2 separate regions of the Homo sapiens genome follow, and region 2 is linked to region 1. The links are chromatin contacts, found by Hi-C in ENCODE. All regions are on one chromosome and are shown on one strand. The core of a region is the stretch at or near the end of the contact, and the rest is flanking DNA. Distances in the headings are between cores, read along the strand shown. Region 1 has its middle 23 kb from the start of RASGEF1B. Region 2 holds the start of THAP9-AS1 (THAP9 antisense RNA 1).

Region 1 (7,559 bases), core at 3,168-5,667:
CCTTTCATATTTCAGAATTTATCCCAGAAGGAATAAAAGAGGGGATGTGAGTCACATTTGTTAGTTAGCTTTAGACTGACCAGTCAAAGAAAAGCAACTATTTTACTGATGGAAACTCCAGAGCTGATGGTGCTCAAGAGTACAAGAATCAAGGACAGGGAACTTTTTTACAGAGTACCCGAGTCAACCAGACTCCTGAAAGATGCCACTGCAGTGATTGTCTCTGTGGGGACAAAACCAGCTGGGTGAAATAGGGGATAATAGCTAAAGTCCAGATGTGGCCTGGATAGATTCCCATGCCCCCACTCTCTACTGCTCTTCCATCCACAGTTCCTCTCTTCTCCCCTAGATCAAGAGAGGTGGAGTTTGGATTCTGGATAAGAATGTGCTCAGGTCCACATCAGCACAGCCCTTTCCCCAGGAGCATCCCGCCTACCTGCTGGCCTGCCTGCGTACTCATGGAATTTGCAGGGTGCATACCTCAATCAGTTTACACCAGTCATGGATGAGGCTCTGGGCTTTTTGAAGTGTCCTCTGTACCTTTGAAGTGCTCTCCCCAAGGGAAGATAAGCAAATTTCTGGGAGAAAAATGTAGCAGGACTTAACCTATCCCCAGGGAAATTCTTCCAGAGATACCTCACATTTCAGGAAGGAGTAAATAAGTTTTTATGAAGATACAAAGGGCTTTCCATCTTGTTCTCGCTAAGCTGAAGCAGAGAACAATCAGGTTGGAAACCCTCTGTGATCCACATATTAGCTCTGAAATATCTTTCTTCCTTAGAGCTATAGCTTCTCAATGCCCACCTCCACTGGCCTTTACACCAACTACAGACGACCTAACCTTTTCTCCTACGTGCTGCAATATTAAGCTGTAGGTAAAAGTCAGAGCATATTAATCAGTCAATCCAGGAATAACACTGAAAGAAATACTTAAAAACACAGAAAAACATGCTCTCCATAGACACAATCAATATCAAGGCAAAATTCTGGAAATGCCAGAAAAACATTAACGAATAATTAAATTTCCCATGTGCATTTATTTTCCCACTTGGTTACTGCTTATTTTACTAACTCTATTAAAAATTTTAAATCCACTGGAATCACTCTGTTTTTTACAAATTAAAATCCATAGTGTTTTTAAAATATTTTCTTCCTGCTCCCATCCTTTCTAATGTTATGATGGCTGTTATGCTCAGTTTTCATGTTCCTTGTATCCTGTTCTCTAATTGGATACCTGTCAAGGGGCAAAGAGAAAAATAATATCACAAAGCCAATAACTATCATTTATTAAATACAGAGTGCTGGGATAACCTCTTTGCATTTATTATGTTACTAAGACTTTAGGACAATCCATTACCCTTATTTCATAGGTGGGAATTAAGGTTTAGTAATGTTAACTCAAGAACCCTAAGGCCGAGCATGGTGGTCCACACCTGTAATCCCAGCACTTTGGGAGGCTGAAGTGAGCAGATCACCTGAGGCCAGGAGTTCGAGACCAGCCTGGCCAACACTGTGAAATCCCATCGCTACTAAAAAATACAAAAATTAGCTGGGCATGATGGTAAGTACCTGTAATCCCAGCTACTCAAGAGGCTGAGGCATAAGAATCGCTTGAACCCAGGAGGCAGAGGTTGCAGTGAGCTGAGATTGCACTGCTGCACTTCAGCCTGGGCTACTGAGCAAGACCCTGTCTCAAAACAAAATATAAAACAAAAACAAAACAAAGAACCCTAAATTAGTAATTCTAGTTCAAAGGTCATTTCCTCAGAACCACCACCCTCAACTAGGACATATACCTCTTACATGCTTTTTTAAAAAAAATCTTATCATAACATTTTGAATCTTTCCTTCATAGTTCTTACAAGAGTTTGTAATTTTATATTTATTTGCAATTATTTGATTTAAGTGTATTTCCTTGTTAGACTTTAAATTTTAAGATAGCAGAAGCTATGTCTACTTTTGCTATTACTTAGCCTGTTACATAGTAGGATTATAATATATACTGAATGAATCAATATTAGAATGACTTAATTAATAAGTGAACCCTTATCTATCTAACTTCAGAATTTGAAAGCTTCACTTTAGACAGAAAAATTGCTTTTTAAATTAAATCCTAGGTGAGGGAATATACAAAGTGATACACAGTCTGCAACACTGAGTAGTGCTAAACAAGCTACCTGGGTTTGAATCCCAGCTCCACTACTTTTTAGCCATTTGATCTTGGACATGTTCCTTAACCTCTCTGTGTCTCAGTTTCTTCATTTGCAGAATAAAGATAATAAGAGAACTCACCTCATACAGTTACGAGGATTAAATGAATGTGCAACTTCTCAGAATAGCACGTGGTACTTAGAATGTTCTGTGTATGTGTTGGATATTATTATTACTCAGTAACTTACTTGGTATACAGAAATATCCCAGGCTAATTTCATTTGAAGACCCCTATGGGATAGCATTTATTCATTGACTCAAACCACCTGTTCTGGTCCTTCTGGTTGGAGGATCCTAAAGGTGTTCATCTTAAAGAAGGTCTTTTCTCTTTCAAGAAGAAAATACCCAACATGAATCCATCTTGAGATTTTTACTAATATTTTACTCTACAAATTTAGAAAGGAAATATTTAGTGAAGATAAATAATGTGTAAATTTTGAGCATATATTCCCTTAAAAAAGTCTCTAATACTCTCCCATTGGGCCGACATCCTCTATGATCTTTATTGGTAATTGTGGAATGAGGCATAGCAATCGGAGGGCCTGAACAGAGTTACGCAGTTCCAGATCCATCACAGCTCAGCCACCTAGTAGCTGCTTCTTGTTCACTTCCTCAATTAGAAAATGGAGATTACATTGACTAGATTGTTGTGATGATTACATGAGATAAAGCCATAAAGACCTTGGTAGGTCAAAAATGCTTAGTAAAACTTTTCCGTAACATCCCTCCACTCTTATACTTCTACTTATAACCATCCCAACTAAGACTTGATCACCACTCTCCTATGCTTTTGTGCTTTCTCTGATCACTTCTTTAATGTTTCTCCAGCCTTCCTATGACTGGAGTAACCAGGTGATCCCTCTCCTTCACATTTTCCATAGGCTCTCAAGGCCAAGTAATAGAAGTAAAGTAGTAGAAAAATGAGTCATTCAGTCAAAACATGTGAATGAGAATTTGTCTTCACTTCTACTTCTGACTGGCTACTTGATTTTGAGCAAGTTACTTAACCTACCTAGGTTTCCTTTTGCTCTTCTGTAGGAGTGAGACTCCATGAAGCATGTTCTGGAATCAGCTTTTTCCCCCCTCTGCCCTATCTGTTTATATCTGTGTCATAATTGCAGTAACAGTAGTACAACTTTCATTTATACTTTCCAAAGTCTTTTACATTTATTGTGTTATTTGGCCACTATATCAACATTGTGAGGTATCCCAAGTTAGGCACTCCACCTCCAGATAAAGAAATTGAGAGCTAAGCCAGAGAAAGAATGTTTGACTTGTCAAGGTCACAGAGACCCTAGAACCCATATATTTCACTGTGGTAGGTCAGGCTTTTATGGTGCATCTATCGTATGCATTGCACTGGACAAAGTGCTAATGATAACAGTCCCATACTTTTTTGTAATAGAATCCATGCACAAAGATAAGTGATAACCCAAAGTAGTAGATGCTAAGAGGCAAATGAGCAAACCACAGTTACTTTTTATCTTATTGATTTGCCTGTGAAAAAATAATTCCGCCGGGCGCGGTGGCTCGCGCCTGTAATCCCAGCACTTTGGGAGGCCGAGGTGGGCGGATCACAAGGTCAGGAGACTGAGACCATCCTGGCTAACACGGTGAAACCCTGTCTCTACTAAAAATACAAAAAATTAGCCGGGTGTAGCCGGGTGTGGTGGCGGACGCCTGTAGTCCCAGCTACTCGGGAGGCTGAGGCAGGAGAATGGCATGAACCTGGGAGGCGGAGCTTGCAGTGAGCTGAGATCGGGCCACTGCACTCCAGCCTGGGCGACAGAGCGAGACTCCGTCTCAAATAATAATAATAATAATAATAATAATAATAATAATAATAATAATTCCTTATTTTCTTAGATGAAATTTTCTCCATCATTGTGTGAGATAGCGTTTCCCTCTCTTGGATTCCATGGAGAGCTTGATGGGAGAAAAAGATTAATTTTACTTTGACACCATTACTTCAGTATCATGTAAGCACATGCCTTGGTTTGGATATCTTTCAACAGTGGTCTGTTTGGCTTTAAATAGTGCATGTTTAAGTGTAATCTAAAACTTTGTAATTCTGTAAAGCAACAAAAATCAATATTGAAAATTATCATGAGAAGGTTTTTTTTCTGAGTTTTTTCCCTGAGTCTATTTTTAGGACTAAGTATATGAGAAGTATGCAGAGTTTCAGTTTCATTTTTAGCGAAACTGGTAAGTAATAGAATTGATTCTGAAACTCCACAGCAAGAATAAGGGATATAAGACTGTCTGGGATACTTTCTACTTAAAAACATGCATTTCCCATGGCTTTTGATAGGGATTTTCCAAAATTTTTAGATTTTTGAATATGTGCTATATTTATGCTGTTCAAACACAATAAAATATGACAAACTGTCTTGTGAAAAGTTTCCTTCCTGTTTCTCCCACCCACTGTCTTACACCCACCAAGTTCCCATCCCCTCCCCTAAATAGCTAACTACTTACCAGTTCCTTATTTATCTGACCCCAATTTTTCATGTATAAAATATTACAGTACAAATATATATTCCTTCTTGTTTCCTTTTATAAACAAAGAAACAAACAAACAAACGAACAAAAACAGGGTCTTGTTCTGCCTCCCAGAGTAAGACCTGTGCTCAAGTGATTCTCCTACCTTAGCCTCCTGAGTAGCTGGGACTACAGGCATGCACCACCACATCCAGTTAATTTTTTAAAACATTTTTTTCTTACTATGTTGCCCAGGCTGCTCTCTAACTCCTGGTCTCAAGTGATCCTCCTGCTTCAGCCTCCCACAATGTTGGGATTACAGATGTGAGTCATCATACCTGGTCTCCCTCTTTTATATATATTGTAGGATACTCTACATAATGATTCTATATATTTTTTCACTAAACAATATATTAGCATTCCATATCAATACGTAGTGTCCCTGTGGTTTCCTATTATACTGCAAAGTGTTTGATTCTGTTATTACATTTTATTTATTAAATAAATACAATTTATTCATCGAATTCACTAATGATGGATAGTTGCTTCTAATCTTTTCTCATAATGGAATGAGTAATGTTCTTTATGTGATATTTCACATAATGAGTGGAAGGTATCTATACAATAATTTTCCTTAGTTGGTATTATTTGATCAAAACATATATGCATTCGTATTCCTCCACTATGGTAGATTTTCTTATGAGTTAAAGGAAATCTTATGAGTTAAAGGAAAAGATCTCAGAATTAGTTTTAATTTACAATTTTGCTATTGTGAGTGAGAGTGACCCTTTTTTATCAGTATAAAAGCCTTTTCAGGTACAAACTGTATGTTTATGTCTTTTTCTGATTTTCTATTGGATTATTAGTGATTTTCACTTAGTAACAGTACAGTAAATAAGTGTATATTCATCATTTCCTAAATTTGCTCTGGTTATCTTTTTTTTTTTCAAGAAGATACTCATTCTTGACTCCTTTTTATTTGAAGCTACAGGTGTAGAATTGTGGCAATCACGTATGAGTCATACACCTTTTTTCATTCTGTTCTTAGGATTTGGCCAAAGTCAAATTCAAACAAATAGAAGTATAACTATACCCTAAATCCTTCTCTTTCTATAGCATTCCTCCACATGGTTAAAATTTGCTCAGTATCTTTAAAACAACAACAGTTACAACCAAGACAAACTCCTGATCTTTCTTTCACCTTAAGTAATTTTGGAATCTTTCTACCAGTCATTAAAATAAGAACTGGAAGAACTGGTAATGTGAAAAGAAAAACAGAGAGTGAATTGTCTGCAGCATAACTAATGTAACACTATAGCTGAATGATTGTTTGCTCATTTTTCCTTTCTCAGAAGTTTGAAAATGATTCTTTTCCCATTGATATGTAGTTTTCAGAAATTTGCAAAGCAGTGGCCTATTGTGATTTCTCTAAAGATGCTATAAAATTAACCTGTTGGCTTCATAGTACGCCATGTAGTATGAAAGGAAGAAGTATGAAAGGAAGAAGATGAGGTTGACTGTAAGCTGAATGTTAATTAACTAATAATTAATTAATTCAGCATGTAATATTGAGTAGTAATTATGAGCCAAGCCATCTGCTCAACTCTGAGAATATGTAGTAGTAAATAAGGAAGGTGTACCCCTTGCTTTTCAGAGCTTATATTCTAAACCAGTTCCTTTTTACCCCAGTTAACACATGAAAATCACCTGGGGAGCTTTACAAAAATACCAATCCCTTTGTCCAAGTCAAGAATTTCTAGGGGTATAACTCAGGAACAAATATTTTTTTAAAACTCCCCAGTGATTTCTAAGTGAAGACAGAGTTGAAACCACTAGTCTAGCCAGACCTCAGAGATAGCTAGGAAACCACACAATATTTTGAAGAGGAAGTGGTCATGGAAATTTTGATGTGAAGTAATATGAACTACGTAGCATTGACTTGGAAACATTCTTGCCACAATGTTTCACTTAAAAGCAATAGGGGCATAAGACCTGCATTCCAAGGTATAGATAACAGAGAGGATAGAAGAACAAGTTAAATGACACTTTGAGGAAAAATATCAAACAAGTTCAGAAATTGGTACTAAGCCAAATGTCCTGGCTTCTTCAAAAAAGACAATGTCAAGAAAAGCAAGAAAAGGTTGGAAATGAGGTAAGAACTGATAAAAATTAAAAGAGAATAAAGAAACACCAACCAAATATAACACATGAACCTTGAGTATATCCTGGTTCAAAATGTCCTTGGGAACAATTTAGGAAATTTAAATATGTACTAGAAATTAGATCATATTAGGGATATTAGGGGATATTGTTGCTTTTTTTTAGGTGACAATTATATCATTATCTATGCACAAGAATGTCCTTATTTATATATATTTTCTCGAGATGGAGTCTTGCTCTGTCAACCAGGCTGGAGTGCAGTGGTGTGATCTCGGCTCACTGCAACCTCCACCTCCTGGGTTCAAGCGATTCTCCTGCCTCAGCCTTCTGAGTAGCTGGGATTGCAGGTGCCCGCCACCACGCCCAGCTAACTTTTGTATTTTTAGTAGAGACGGGGTTTCACCATGTTGACCAGGCTGGTCTCAAACTCCTGACCTCTTGATCCACCCGCCTCAGCCTCCGAAAGTGCTGGGATTACAGGCGTGAGCCACCGTGCCCAGCCAAGAATGTCCTTATTTTTAAAAGATTCACATTAAAGTATTTTTATGGGTGTCTGCAACTTTCAAATGGTCCTTCAACAACACAAAATGAAATCACACATATAGATAAGCAAATATAGTCACACTTTTTAAAGGTGTTTGGAAGAGGCCGAGGTATTAAAGATGAAAGAGGCTACTGAATAGTGATGATAATTATATTTAATTAGC
Region 2 (7,559 bases), core at 1-2,500, 1.4 Mb before region 1:
CTGCTCTCCAGCCTGGGCGACAAAGTGAGACCCCGTCTCCAAAAAAAAAAAAAAAAAAAAGAAGGAAAATGTTGGGAAATATTGTAATCTAACTAGCATAACTAGTTTTGAGTTCTGGAAAAAATTAATTTGGTAATAATACCATTTTTAAAGCATTTACCTTGTGCGTTACATATGCTATAAAGTCTTACGTTTTAGTTTTACAAAATTCTACAAGGCAGGTTTTTATTCCTCTTACAGAAGAAGAAACCAAGACCCAGAGCCAAGTACAGACATCAGTAAATACTCAATTAAAATTGGAATTCATGTCTCCCTAGTTTAAAACTACCTCTATCACAAGAAAAATCCCAAATCAATTATGGTCTCACATACACAATGAGTTGGTTCACACTGCTAACAATTTAGGTGGAGGAATCAGCCCTATTTAAAAAATAGAAAACAAAAAAAAAAAAAAATCAATGAATTTTATACATAGCCTACCATACATACTCTAAACTCCTTAACCTGGCATTTACATTTTTAAAATGGTTTCTCAGGTACTTTTCCACTCCTCTATATTTGCACTTTCTATCCTTTACATTTTCCCATGCCATTCCTAACTACCCTCTTCCTACCCCCCCTTTCCAACCATAAAGTTCTTTTTGATCTTTCCATAAATCTGCTCCTTTTGTCTGTGAGGATCTATTTTACCCACTTTTCTACTTGCTAGTGTACCCTGAATACTGAATGACCTATACCAGTCTGAACCATGGATATGAGTTCAGATAAGACTGATCTGAAATTCTTCCCCACTGTCGAGCCAAATGAAACTTCCCTGCCATGATCAAATCCAGCCAGAATCGGACCGGCCTTGCACAGCTCGGCTAACAGCACTTAAGAACTTGCAATGTCAGGCAGTACAGGAGAAAACTGATCTGTACTCGTGCTCAGGAAGACGCCACACACACACTTCAACCGTTGTCCTAAACTGCCTTCCCTTTCGGCCTCCTCACTTCAAATAATAAGACCATCCAATTAATGGAGGACTCCTTTCGCGTAACTCTCCTTAAAGCGGTAGGCGGTGCGAGAACCGGCTATTCAGAGGTAAACACTGGGCGGGAAGAGAGAGAATCTCAATTCTCACAGTGCCCCAATTCCGCTCCCACGCCCCGACGCTGCGCACGTCACGTCGCGTCACACACGCGGCGCGACCCACAGTGCGGCCCGGCCCCGCCCCACGCCACGCCACGGCCCGCCGGGCCCCGCAGGGAGTTCGAAGGCTTCGAGGCTGCTCCCATACGCACTGGTGGAAGGAGAGGCCGCGCTCCCGGCTGAGCACGGTGTCACGGGTGCTGCAGCCCACTGCGGAGCAACTTCGGGTCATCTTCTTGTTACGTGGGGCCCCACCTTCGGGGTTCCCGCGACAGCATGAATCACGACCACTTTAGCTCCGCCCGTTGACTCTGCGGCTACGACCTTTATTTGTCACGAAAGGCGGGCTTTAGAGGCGCGGGACTTCCACACTTCCTCTCCGAAGGCCCTGCGCCGGTGCCGTAGCCAATGACAGGCCACGTTGTGTCCCAGCAGCCAATCGGAAGGGCCTGAGCCTGAAGACGTGCATTTGACCGCTCCTCCCTCCGCGTTGGAGGCGGAATAGTGGGTTTTGCTGCAACCGGTTTATTTTCCTTCTGTTTTCACCCATTCTGGCACAATCTGGCGCCATCGTCCTTCTTGTGAGGCCAAGCCTGAAAATGCGAAGCAGAGAGGCAGGACCAAAATTGAGGCGAATCCAGGAACCTGCCAATGGGTCTCCGGGTGCGGTCTCTGAAACTGGAGGATATCGGGAGGAAAGGGTATGGAAGAGGGATAAAACACGGTGCCTTAGGTGTGTTGAAGACAGAGTCGGGCCAAAAATATATGATTTACTGAGATGCGTGTCGTGTTCTTGCGCTTTATCTTGTAGCTCTCCGATGCGGAGATAATGGGGAAGCTCTTGGCATGGTTGGCTGTAGGTATGTGATACCGGAGGAGCAGGAGTCAAATAGGATACGCCGACTTTTAATTCAAGGAACCCTTTTCTGAAACACTTTGCCACAATGAAGGAAATAAGGTAAGGTTCTTGGGGCTCCTCAGTAGTAATAGGGGCAGGGGACAAGGGGCAATTAAGTGGTTTTGGTTGGGAATGAGGCATTATGAATAGCTTTCAGGAGATAGAGCTTAGAACAATGTCTTAGTTATAAGCTCTTATGTTTGAGGAAGAGATTTCAATTTGCTTAGAGAAGGAAACGGGCCAGTGGGTTTTTGTCTCTGAGAAGGAGATCCTTAGCATACAGAAAACAGAGAAGGGTTTGCAACTTTTCCGTTTCTTTGTATAGCACACAAAAATAATTCCAAATATCCAGGCCTAACAAGATTGCTTCTTTTTCCCCTTTGTGTTTACTTTGTCCAGATTACAGCCGAAGATACATATTAAGGTATTACTTATTCACACCAGTTTTCCATTATAATATGCTTGTATCTTCTCTGAATGGAATTAATAGCTTTTGGTTATGGTTCCTTAAAAGTCACATGGCCTAAGGATAGATGGTCAAGGAACTTTGGAAAAATTGGTCCCTGGGGGATGTGCAGGGCAAATACTTTTTGGCTGTAAGGTGTGTGCAGAGAGTAAGAACTGGATTTAAATACTGTAAGTTGGTTGGGCTGTTAGAGCCTTTTCCTGCTCAACCAATTAAGACCCGAGTGAGGCTGAATAAAAATAACATTGTTTTTAGCTATCTTTAAGGAAAAAATTAGTTGCCTTATATTTTTGTAACAGTTTTACTCAGATATAATTCTCATACCACACAACTAATTGGTTTAAAGTGTACAATTCAGTGGGTTTTAGTATATGCACAGAATTGTGGAACAGTCACAATCAATATTAGAACATTTTCATCACTCCAGAAAGAAACCTCATTCTTACTAGCAGCACCTCCAAATATTCCCCCACCCCGCTCAGCAAACACTAATTTAGTTTCCGTGTGCCTCTGCCTGCTCTGTACACTTCATGTAAGTGGAATTATGAACTAATATATGGTCTTTGTGACTGGCTTCTTTCACTTGGAATGTTTTCAGAGTTCATCCATCTTATAGCACGTATCAGTACTTTATTTTTTATTGCTGAATCGTACTCCATTTTATGGATGTAGCAGATTTTGTTTATCCGTTCAACAGTTGGTGGACATTTGGGTTTTCCAATTTTTTTTTTTACTATTATGAACATTTGTGTACAAGTTTTTGTGTGGACAAATGTTTTCATTTTCCTGATTACACACCTAAGAGTGGAATTGGTGAGTCATAAGATAACTGTGTTTAGCTTCTTGAGGAAGTGCCAGATTATTTTCCCTAGTGGCTGCACCATTTTACATTCCCACCAGCAGTGGATGAGGCTGCCAGTTTCTCCACATTTTTGTGCATGTGAAGTGGCTGTCTCATCGTGGTGTTTGCCTTTTCTTAAGGACTCAAAAGTTTGCAGATACAGGCATTCACTTGCCATTTTCTTAAGGTAGAGTTGAAAGTACTGCTGCCAGTTCATCATCTGAAATGAGGGCTGTTTTCTTTCCTGTTTAATTGGATTGCAACTATTTGCCTTTCCTAAAGATGAAATAGTGTGCTTCCTACATTATTCTGACAACATTCCTTTAATTGTTAATTTCAGATGAATTTCTGAAAACTGCTTTTATCAGAACAGATTTACTTAAATGAAGGCAATAGCCGCAAGGGGTCACTGCTCTAGATATTTACTTCTGCATAGGAAATAAGTAATCCTTTATAGATGGAATTTTTTTTTCTTAGTTGTATTTTTGTATCTTTACATTTGTTTATAACTTATCTATACTTTTTTTGTTGTTGTGATTATTTTACTGTTGACATGGAAGTTCTCAATCTGATCATTTGGTTATATCATTGCTTCTTCTAGTAACTTCATATCCAGTGATTAAACCTTTTCACTGCTGTTCACATAATGAACCGTTGTGATTATTGAATACTTAAATGAGGATATGTAAGCTGTATTAAAGATAGTGTTATTTGCAAAGGCATTGACTATTGCACAAAAAATTTTAAAAGAAAATATCTCTTTTCAGGAATTGTACTCTCAGAGATGTTGAGAAAAGATACATGGGTCTTGGAAGATAATTACTCAAAATATGCAGGGAAGGTAGTATATCTTTCTATTTTAAATGTATTAAGTATTCCTGGAACTATAGCAGTGAGTTGGAAATGGAGGATTGTCCAAGTAAAAAACATTTATTAAGGCTTTAATGAAATCTACCTATTTTATGGTATATAATCTCATTAATTGTCCACTTGGAAAGAATAATAACAGATATTTATTTATTGGCCAGTTACTATGGGCCACAAATTATGCTGAGCTTTTTTTAATTTCATTTCATTTTATTTTATTTTTTGAGATGGGGTCTCACTCTGTCACCCAGGCTGGAGTGCAGTGGCGCAATCTCAGCTTATTGCAACCTCTGTCTTCCAGGCCCAAGCAATCTTCCCACCTCAGCTTCCTAAGTAGCTGGGACCACATGCATGTACCACTACACCTGGCTAATTTTTTTTTGTATATTTGGTAGAGACAGGGTTTTACCATGTTGCCCAGGCTGCTAAGCTTTTTATATACAGTATATAGAAAGAGTTGGTTTTCTTAAACAATATTTATTTCTCATAATAACTCTATGAAAGCAGGTATAGACTTCTTGCTTTCTAGGGTTGGTATCTTGCTTGTTGAGGACCTACCCTTTTGTGTTGCCGAATTTTTCATTGTTTGAGTTCTGTCTTTTGTTTCAGAAAGCCATGGAGTTTTGAAATTATTGTTATATCATTATTTGTTACATAATTATTTCTACTTCTAGAATCTCATGCTAACTTGGAAGTGTCTTCTCAGCATCAAGCCTGATATGGAGGGGCAGCTACACCCTAATACGCTCCAAAACTAGTTATGCTTTGTTTTATACGTAATGCTTCTGTTATTAGACAAGTGGTTTCCAAATATCAGAAGCAGTGCTAGGACTTAAAGGAAAAGGGGGAGTGTTTTTTCTTCTAATAGAACTTTTGAGCAGTGATGAAAGGAAAACAAGAAGACTCAAAAGATTATAAATCTCAGGCACGAATTAGTGTTCTGCCAATTAGGAACATTCTGATTGCTTGACAAGGTCTATATTTTGCTGATGAGGAGTAGAAGCCTGTGGGAGGTGGGGGTGGAAGCAGCAGAAGGAAAAGAGTAGCAAGTATTTAGTAAAATGTATTCATCATAGTGGATAAAAATCAAGCTTTGGGGAAAAAGGTCAAACTCCTTCAATGATGCTGTACATCTGTACCTTTACTCCATCCTATAGCAAATATTTGTATAACTGCACAGAAGAAATTGGACAATATTCCTTGAAAAATTCTTAGAAAGTTCAACTTTCCAAGTTAGTATCACCCCAAGGAAAATTATATGAGTAGGAATACCTAATTTCTAGCCATACTCTAGTTCCAATTAGCTTCTCTAAGTAGCTGGAACTGCAGGCGTGTGCCACCACACCTGGCTAATTTTTTGTATTTTTGGTAGAGAAGGGGTTTTGCCGTGTTGCCCAGGCTGCTAAGATTTTTATATATAGTGTATAGAAAGAGTTGGTTTTCTTGGCCAGGCATGGTGGCTCGCACCTGTAATCCCAGCACTTTGAAAGGCTAAGGCAGGTGAATCACCTGAGCTCAGGAGTTCAAGACCAGCCTGGCCAACATGGCGAAACTCCGTCTCTACTAAAAATACAAAAATTAGCCGGGCATGGTGGCACGCACCTGTAACCCCAGCTACTTGGGAGGCCAAGGCAGGAGAACCACTTGAACCCAGGAGGTGGAGGTTGCAGTGGGCCAAGATTGGCCACTGCACTCCAGCCTGGGTGACAGAGCAAGACTCTGTCTCAAAAAAGAAAGAGTTGGTTCTGTTAAACAATATTTATTTCTCATAATAACCCTATGAAAGCAGATACAGACTTCTGGCTTTTTAGGATTGGTATTTCACTTGTTGAACACCTACCCTTGTGTCAGATGTATAGCAGGTTAACAAAGTCAATACAGTGATACACTTGACATAATCTTTGTTCTGAGTTTTTTTCCCAATTATAGTAAAATTGGAGGTCTTAACTGTTCTACATTAGATAAATATATGCATTTGTTTTAAAGAGCTAAGCAATGAGAATCTTACAACTAGAGCTGAAGTTCAAGAAATAAATGTCCAATGATTAAATTTTTTCCACTGCTGTTCACATCATGATTTGTTGTGATTAATGTATGTGGATGAGGACATAATAGAAAAAGAAAATGATGAGACTTGTATATATTGTGTTTCTGCACAATGAGTTCCTTTGAATGTTTTTCGTTTTAGGAATAAAATTGAAGGGTGTTTTTCTTAGAGAACATCATTTGTCATATTTATTTGATCAAGAAGTTGAAGATTTATATAATAAGGTATGGGACTTACACATTTATTTTGATAAAAGAACACAGAAAAGGTCAGGTATGAGCAGAAAATTGACATTTATTTCAGCCTAATGTGGATACTGTACTCTGAATTAAAAATTTCTTTTCCTTACTCTTCCAGCTTTTAAAGATAAGTATTATTTCAAAATAGTATTTTTTTAATTAATAGATTCAATTCAGGAAAGGCATTGGAGGGGGTGGAGCTTTTAACTTTGACAGTCTCACTCTGTTGCCCAGGCTGGAGTGCAGCGGCGCAATCTCTGCTCACTGCAATCTCTGCCTCCTGGGTTCAAATAGTTATTGTGGCCCAGCTTCCCAAGTGGCTGGGATTAGAGGCGCATGCCACCACACCCAGCTAATTTTTTTTATTAAGTAGAGACCATGTTTTGCCATGTTGGCCAGACTGGTCTCAAACTTCCAGCCACCAACCTCAGCCTCCCAAAGTGCTGGGATTATAGTCATAAGCCACCACACCTGGCTGTTGGTTATCTTTTCTTAGAAATAATGATATAATCTTTTCAGCACCTGATATTCTTAAAGATCCAGGGTTTACAAATGACTGTTAGATATGCCAAGGATGACTAGCCTATAACTTAAGGATCTGTTCAGGAACAGTAGAAAAGAAGGTGATAGGAAACTGGGAATCTTAAATCTAATACTAGTTCTGTCATGAATTAGGCTTGTTATTGTAGTTGTTTCTCAAATTTAAGAAAATATGAGGGGTCTTGAAAAAGTGCATGGAAAATGCATATCATGAAAAAACTATGCATGGATTTCAAAATTTTTGGACCAAAATAAACTCCTACTAACTTGTTATAACATGTCTGAACAGGATCTAGTTTGAAGCACTAAGAAGAATAAGACATCAGTTTGAAAAGAGGCTCTATCAGAACAACACGAATTCTGCTAAAATTGAAGCAAGAACAAACATCAAATATATGTTGACACTTGGGTGGAAGAATGGTGAACTAATTGATGCTTTATGAAAAGTTGATAGGGACAGTGCTCCAAAGAAATCAGTTTACAAATGGATAACTCGTTTTAAGAAGGCATAAGGTAATGTTGAAGAAGAA

What was found. Hi-C counts contacts between places; a loop is a spot of excess contacts on that map. Pooled maps may share reads with other maps.
Region 2: a loop to region 1 is called in a map of natural killer cell, with 7 times the contacts of the local background. The contact joins the promoter of THAP9-AS1 here to the enhancer-like site in region 1. A Hi-C loop is called at or near these places in 3 of 168 maps with a recorded cell type or tissue (CD4-positive, alpha-beta memory T cell, naive thymus-derived CD4-positive, alpha-beta T cell and natural killer cell), 1 of 37 single-sample maps with no recorded cell type and 7 of 50 pooled maps.

The regions. Positions count from the first base shown.
Region 1 is chr4:81,491,174-81,498,732 of GRCh38, reverse strand. No RefSeq gene overlaps it. Among named protein-coding and RNA genes, the nearest start is that of RASGEF1B, 23 kb to the right of the region's middle. RefSeq lists an enhancer at 3,910-5,109. Within about 2 kb of position 4,417, at least 6 of the 41 ENCODE cell types and tissues checked have a DNase peak (open chromatin) inside an H3K27ac peak, as active enhancers do; they include natural killer cell, where a contact is called at or near this core.
Region 2 is chr4:82,894,607-82,902,165 of GRCh38, reverse strand. It overlaps THAP9-AS1 (THAP9 antisense RNA 1), which reads left to right and starts at 1,250. Exons shown (of 4, transcript NR_034077.1): 1 at 1,250-1,832; 2 at 1,943-2,089; 3 at 6,392-6,474; 4 at 7,319-7,559. THAP9 (THAP domain containing 9) reads right to left here and starts at 1,431. Exons shown (of 5, transcript NM_024672.6): 1 at 1,284-1,431. The coding sequence starts at 1,363. It overlaps SNORD143 (small nucleolar RNA, C/D box 143), which reads left to right and starts at 6,238; the gene lies at 6,238-6,313. It overlaps SNORD144 (small nucleolar RNA, C/D box 144), which reads left to right and starts at 3,941; the gene lies at 3,941-4,026. It also overlaps a transcript of SEC31A not described here. RefSeq lists a silencer at 1,072-1,421 and enhancers at 947-1,466, 1,732-1,851, 1,467-1,986.